Linked DNA regions of Homo sapiens: region 2 is linked to region 1. A link is a contact called in ENCODE Hi-C or POLR2A ChIA-PET data. All regions are on one chromosome and are shown on one strand. The core of a region is the stretch at or near the end of the contact, and the rest is flanking DNA. Distances in the headings are between cores, read along the strand shown.

Region 1 (3,339 bases), core at 241-2,740:
AATCCGAAAGGAAGGGGAAGAAAACAGTTTGGCAGTTCACCAACAAGTTAAACATACAGGGAGTCTCTCTGAACCTATTCTGGTTCAGGGTCTGCTTGATTGAAACAAAAAAACGAAAAGAAAAAGAATCAAGTTATACATAGCATCACTATATGACCCAGGAATTCCACTCCTAGGCATACATCCAAGAGAACTGAAGACAGGCACTCAAACAAACACCTGTTTATGCATGTTCATAGCAGCAGTATTCATAACAGCAAAAAGCAAAAATACACATCACATAATACTCATTCACTTTTAACCATTTAAAAAACTATTTGGGAGACAACTCAAATACCCATCAATGGATGACAAAATGTGGCCTGTCCATACCACGGAATATGATTCAGCCATAAAAAGAAATGAAATATTGGCTGGCCATGGTGGCTTATACCTCTAATTTCAGCACTTTGGGAGTCTGAGGCAGGAGGATCACTTGAGGTCAAGAGTTAGAGACCAGCCTGGCCAACATAGAGAGACCCCATCTCAAAAAAAAAATTTTTTTTTAACACTGATACATACTACATCATGGATGAACCTCGAAAACCTGCTGCTAAGTGAGAGAAGTCAGGGCCAGGCACAATGGCTCACGCCTGTAATCCCAGCACTTTGAGAGGCTGAGGTGGGCAGATCACCTGAGGTCAGGAGTTCAAGACCATCCTGGCCAACATGGCAAAACCCCGTCTCTACTAAAAGTACAAACAAATTAACTACGCATAGTGGCAGGCGCCTGTAGTCCCAGCTACTTGGGAGGCTGAGGCAGGAGAATCACTTGAACCCGGGAGGCGGAGGCTGCAGTAAGCTGAGATCACACCACTGCACTCCAGCCTGGGAGACAGAGCAAGACTCTGTCTCAAAAAAAAAAAAAGTGAGAGAAGCCAGATACAAAAGGCCACACAGTGCAAGATTCTATTTATAGGAAATCTCCAGAGTAAGCATATCCATAGACAGAACACAGAGGGGCTCACGCCTGTTATCTCAGCGCTTTGGAAGGCTGAGGCAGGAGGATTGTTTGAGGCCAGAAATTTGAGGCTGCAGTGAGCTATGATTGCACCACTACACTCCAGCCCAGATGGCAGATCAAGACCCTGTCTGAAAAAAAAAAGAAAAAGAGACAGAAAACAGATTGGTGTTCACCAGGGACTGGGGAGAGGGAGAAATAGGAGGTGACTACTAATGGGTACAGGGGTTTCCTTTGGGAATGAAGGAATGTTCTGGAACTAGATGGAGGAGGTGGTTGCATAACATTGTGAATGTCCTAAATGCCACTGAACTGTACACTCAAAATGGTTAAAATGGTGAATTTTTTTTTAATGGCGAGTTCTGTGTTATGAGTATTTTACCACAATTTTTAAAGGACGGAGGAGATGGAGGGGTGCGGAGATGGAGGGGTGCAGGGACGGTGTGGGGAACGGTGGCGCCACCTGCGGGTACCACGCTCCGTGCCCACTTCCTTTAGGTGATGCCAGCACCCGGCTAGGAGCGAGTCACCTCCCCACTCCCCCTTGTGGCTGCCTTATGTTTTTTGTGGTGGCCTTGGAGAGAACCGGGGTGCCAGGACAGCCTGCATACGCTTGAGAGATGCTCTGGCTTTTGGCCATGGACTCTCAATTTAGGTTCGGTAACATTTCACCAGGGCCCTTGCCAGCCCCTAACTCAGCGTGGTGCCCGTGAGCACGCACAGAAACCTCCCCACGCTGGGAGGGGGCAGTGCTCCACCATCTGGGAACATTTTAGAAGCCCCCCAAATGGAAGACTCAACAATTGTTTCCTGTTTCTGCCTGCTTTCTAAACATTTTTCCACGTCTTACCACCATGCACATAGTTTTTAACTATTTTATCCATTTGTGTGTGTGACACTAAGGGCATTCACATTGCTGTGCAGCCGTTGCCACCATTCATCTCCAGAACAGTTTCGTCTTCCCAGACTGAAACTCGGTCCCCATTTTCATCCTGCAAAACTACAACTCCATACCCATTAACCCATTTCCTGTTTAGAAAAAAAAAAGTGCAGTTTGCTGCCAGCACTCATTTAATTTTACATAAACACGCTCTTTGAGGCTGAAGCAAATGTGACTGATTTTCAATGTGAAAATAAAATATAAAAACTGTTCTTGGCTGGGCACAGTGGCTCATGCTTGTAATCACAGCACTTTGGGAGCCCGAGGCTGGTGGATTGCTTGAGGTCAGGAGTTCAAGACCAGCCTGACCAACGTGGTGAAACCCCATCTCTACTCAAAATACAAAAATTAGCCAGTTGTGGTGGCAGGCACCTGTAATCCCAGCTACTCGGAAGGCTAAGGCAGGAGAATCGCTTGAACCCGAGAGGTGGAGGTTGCAGTGAGCTGAGATCGTGCCACTGAATTCCAGCCTGGGTGACAGAGCAAAGAGCTGGGATTACAGGCGTGAGCCACTGTGCCTGGTCTACACTGGTGGACTTTTAGGGTTGTTTTTTAGGGTTGTTTTCTGATTTCGGCTGTGAGCATGGGCACACCATAATTCTTTTTTTTCTTTTTTTTTTTTTTCTTTTTGGAGACAGAGTCTTGCTCTGTCACTCAGACTGGAGTACAGTGGTGCGATCTCAGCTCACTGCAACCTCCGCCTCCCGGGTTCAAGTGATCCTCCTGCCCACCACCATGCATGCCACCATGCCCAGCTAATTTTTGTATTTTTAGTAGAGACGGGGTTTCACCATGTTGGGCAGACTGGTCTCAAACTCCTGACCTCGTGATCCACCCACCTCGGCCTCCCAAAGTGCTGGGATTACAGGTGTGAACCACTGCACCCGGCTATAATTATTTTCAATGTTACACGCTTCAGCTAAGTCACCAGGGTTGTCCCTCTGTGGCTGCATGAATCTTAGATTCCAGGAGCAAATCAGTCCATCAGCCACTGAGGTTGGGGCAAGTGAAAAAGGACAGCCCTGCTGGCCAGGTGCAGTAGCTCACACCTGTAATCCCAGCACTTTGGGAGGCCAAGGCAGCAGGATCACTTGAGCCCAGGAGTTCCAGACCAGCCCAAGCAACATAGCAAGACGCCATCTCTACAGTCCCTTATTTGTTAAATGAACAAATAAACAAACTGCACAGTTAAATGAACAAACTGCACAATTACTTTATAACAAAATTACCTTTGAGAAACATTATAATTTTTTAAACAGTGACAGCCAGGCACTCTTGCAGTTTGTCATAGCTTCTGCCATTCCATATCCAATTCCGTCTTTCTCTCTGCATCCACCATAGCTAATAATTAGCAACACAAGCTCAGTGCAAACGACAGATGAGGCAATCATCACAAACA
Region 2 (3,339 bases), core at 604-3,103, 290 kb after region 1:
AGATGGGCCCCTCGCAAGGCCACCCTAAGCCCGAGGAGACCCCCAATCCCGTCGTCCAGCCTGTTGTATGGCTCTCCACACATTGCAGGCCTTGCCAGGGAGCCCAAAGGGGGCTTGGCCTGGGCATGGGCCCCTTGTAAAGGAAGCCGATTAACAGCCACGGGAAAATCCCTTTACGTCTCCTAATTAACCTGGGCTGGAGACTCACCACCTGCCCCTGGCTTTCTTCCTTCTTTTATCTAGGAAGAACTGAGTGCTGCCTCTGCTAATGAGCTTGTCTGTACTAATCAAGCAGGTGCCCTGTCCCCCATCCCCTCTTGGCAGCCGGGAGTGGGGAGGATTGTCCTTCTGATGTGAGCTCTGGGCCCGCAGAGGAAAATCAGATCTATCATAATAATGGCCATGATGATGAGAATGATAATGTTGACACTGACTCCTTTAAATGAGTTCCGACTTCCTAGGTCAGGGGCTTTGTATGTGTTATTGGGGACACCAGGTGATGTGCAATGCCTTCCATCTCTCAGATGAGAAAACTGAGGCTCAGGGAGGAATAAGGGACTCGCCCCAGCTTGCACAGCTAAGGAGCGGCAGAGCTGGGATTCTCAGCCAAGACTCCATGACTCCAGAGCCTTCCCCAAATCTGTCTTTTCATCACCCCACGCTGCCTTATTGACCATTTTCAAAGAGTTTGACCCACTTTTTCATGGAAAACTGAGATGGCAGAGCAAGTGGCTGGTGTGGTGGGGGCTGGGGCGGAGCCAGGACTCCAAGCCACCCTCCCAGGTGGGCAACCCCCCATATCCCCTGTCCTCCCAGCGTGGTGGGGAAGCTTGAAGGCATCTGAGCGCTGCTGGAGGCTCCCCCACATGCTCCCAGCATGACTCATTCATTCGGCTTAGCCCCCCGTGGCTTTGCCCTGGTTGGGGGTGGGGCGCCCAGGAGGATCAGTGGTTTCTGGGATAATAGGTACTGGGGCTCCGTGTGACCTGTGACCTCCCTCCGCACTCTGGCTGCGTCCCTGCCCCTGGATGGAAGAATTCGACCACCTAGTACCCGGCCCTGCGCAACACCTCCGCTCCGTCACTGCCTGACCCTGCGCTGGGAACTCATTCCCGGGACCGCCAGGGAATCTGCCCTTCCCAGGAGAACTCCTGGCTGCCTCCGCGTGCTCCTAGGGCCTGCGCGAAATGGGAAGGCGCATCCTCTAGCCTGGGTAAATAAGGGACCCTGCCTCACCCGGGTGGCCATCCCCAGGCCGCCTTCGCTGTGTTTCAGGTCACCGCACCCAGCCTGCGCACCCCTAGCCCCCATCCCGGTGCCGTGCAGAGGCTCTGCACACAGCCTCGGCCTCCCGGAGGCCCTCCCCTCTCTCCTCTCCCCTCTCCCACAGGCACTCCCTAGCTGTGCCACATTTAACCCGGGACCTCCTGTCCGCGCTCAGTCTTGCAGTCTCTGGCCCCGGCAGACACCACCTCTCCAGAGGTCGCTGCCCCATCCCGGTGACCCTCCGCTGGCCTCCTCACCCCTCGACCTTGGCAACTCCTACCGCTGCGCCCCAAGACGCCGGATCTAGCTGGGCATCCCCTCTCTGCATTGCGCACCCCTCCCGCAGCCCCTGTACCCGCGAGCGCCCGCGACCCCCGGCGGGCTCCCGGAGCCTCCCGGCCGGGCGCCCTCCCCCGAACCGCCGAGCAGTGGCGCGTCCCGCCGCCTACTGGCCGGGCTGCCGCCTGTGCCCCGGCTCCCGGGCGGCCCCTCCCCCGGCCGCGGCCCCGCCCTCCGCTCCTCTCCTCCTCCTCCTCCTCCTACTCCTCCTCCTCCTCCTCCTCCCCCCGGCGCTCGCTCGCTCGCTCACTCTCTCGCTGGCTCGAGGGGCGGCCGGCAGATGGCGATGGCAGAGGCGGCGGCGGCGGCGGCGGCGCGACCGGGATGGGACGGGCGCTGGGGCGCAGGAGCCGCGGCGGCGGCGGCGGCGGGGGCCGCGCAACTCGGGCCAACTGCGGGGCAGCCGGCCAGGGCGCGGGGCGCTGAGCCTCGGCCGCCCCAGCTCCCCAGCCACGCACGGCCGAGCCCAGGAGAGCGCGCAGAGGCGCAGCCGAGGAAGCGCCGCCAGCGCCGGCGCATGCGTCTGGGGAGGAGCGGCGCGCTGGGAGCGAGCCATGCCCGGCGCCCGGGCGTAGCCGCCGGGGGCTGCTCCGGGAGCCGCGGGCCGGGCCGGGCGCGCGAGAGGAGCAGCCCCGCGCCGCACCCACCGCGCGCCGAGGACCATGCCGCCCCCGGGCCGGGCGCCGCCGCTCGGGCTCCTGCTGGCGCTGACTGCGCTCCAGTGCCCAGGTAACGCGTCCCCGGACCCCATCCCCGACCCCGGCCGAGGCGCACAAAGTTGGGTGAACGGGCGGCTACCTCCTTCTCAAGTCCCTGGCAGCGCGCATCTCCCGGACTTGGACAGACCTGGGGAGACCCTGGGAACCCAGGAGCCCCCGGCGCGTTCCCCTTTGCCTAGCGCCTGGGGAGAGCCCGCCTGCCTTCTCCCCCAAACCCTTAGCTTCCTTGCGGATCCTTTCGGGACGCACGGGGGCCACAGACCGGGGCACTCAGCCTCTCGAGGCGGGTGGGGACGCGACTGCAGGAATCGAGCCCCCTCCCCGCCCTGCCTTGGGCCAAATCCCCCCCAGGTCCCAGTTCCTCCAGGGGTTTTGCTGGGCGGGGGCGTCGACGCAGCCCTTCTCCAGTGTCTTGCTGCCCGCGGTCGCACAGTGGTGCGTTCCCGGGACACCTGCGGGCCCCGGAGATGTCTCGGCCGGCGCTGTCTGGCTTGTCCGCAGCCCCTCCCCACGCCCCGCGGCCCTCCCCTGCTTTCACACTGCCCTCCCCAAGCTACCCACCCTCGCCAAATGGCCTCCTCTTGGCCAAAGAGCAGCCCGCTGCGCGCCTCCTGCAAACGCGGTCTACTCCAGCGCCCTGACCCCAAGGCGGGCGGGAGAGGGTAGCCGCGGCCAAGCAGTCCAGGACGCGCCGGGGAGCCTGGAACGCGGTGCTGTCCAGAGCCATTGCCTGGGCACCGGGGAGCTGGACTCCCTGCTGAACCAGCTCAGCTGTCGCCCAATCCTAGTGAGTGGGAAAAGCAAAATAGTCAGGTATTGTCTGTCTTCGCTGGAGTTTGGAAAGCTTTCTACCCACCTTGGTGTGGCTACATGTTGGTTCTATAGAAAGCGTATCCTAAAATGACAATTCCTCCCCTCCCCCCACCCCATGCAAGCAGTGGAGAAAATCCTAAAGGCTCAGATGAACCCCGGGAACAGTCACGAGCAGCCTTCATGTGCTTTTGAAATCTCAGTT

Evidence for each region. Hi-C counts contacts between places; a loop is a spot of excess contacts on that map. ChIA-PET counts read pairs that join two places held with the same protein, here RNA polymerase II (POLR2A). Pooled maps may share reads with other maps.
Region 2: a map of mammary epithelial cell shows a loop between it and region 1 (3-fold over the local background). The contact joins the promoter of TMEM132B here to the enhancer-like site in region 1. A Hi-C loop is called at or near these places in 3 of 168 maps with a recorded cell type or tissue (CD4-positive, alpha-beta memory T cell, PC-9 and mammary epithelial cell), 1 of 37 single-sample maps with no recorded cell type and 12 of 50 pooled maps. POLR2A ChIA-PET finds 5 or more read pairs at or near these places in 1 of 52 experiments (OCI-LY7).

What each region holds. Positions count from the first base shown.
Region 1 is chr12:124,897,126-124,900,464 of GRCh38, forward strand. No RefSeq gene overlaps it. Among named protein-coding and RNA genes, the nearest start is that of UBC, 16 kb to the right of the region's middle. Within about 2 kb of position 1,491, at least 10 of the 41 ENCODE cell types and tissues checked have a DNase peak (open chromatin) inside an H3K27ac peak, as active enhancers do; they include OCI-LY7, where a contact is called at or near this core.
Region 2 is chr12:125,184,533-125,187,871 of GRCh38, forward strand. TMEM132B (transmembrane protein 132B) reads left to right here and starts at 1,854. Exons shown (of 9, transcript NM_001366854.1): 1 at 1,854-2,334. The coding sequence starts at 2,268. RefSeq lists an enhancer at 1,055-1,588 and a silencer at 1,637-1,846.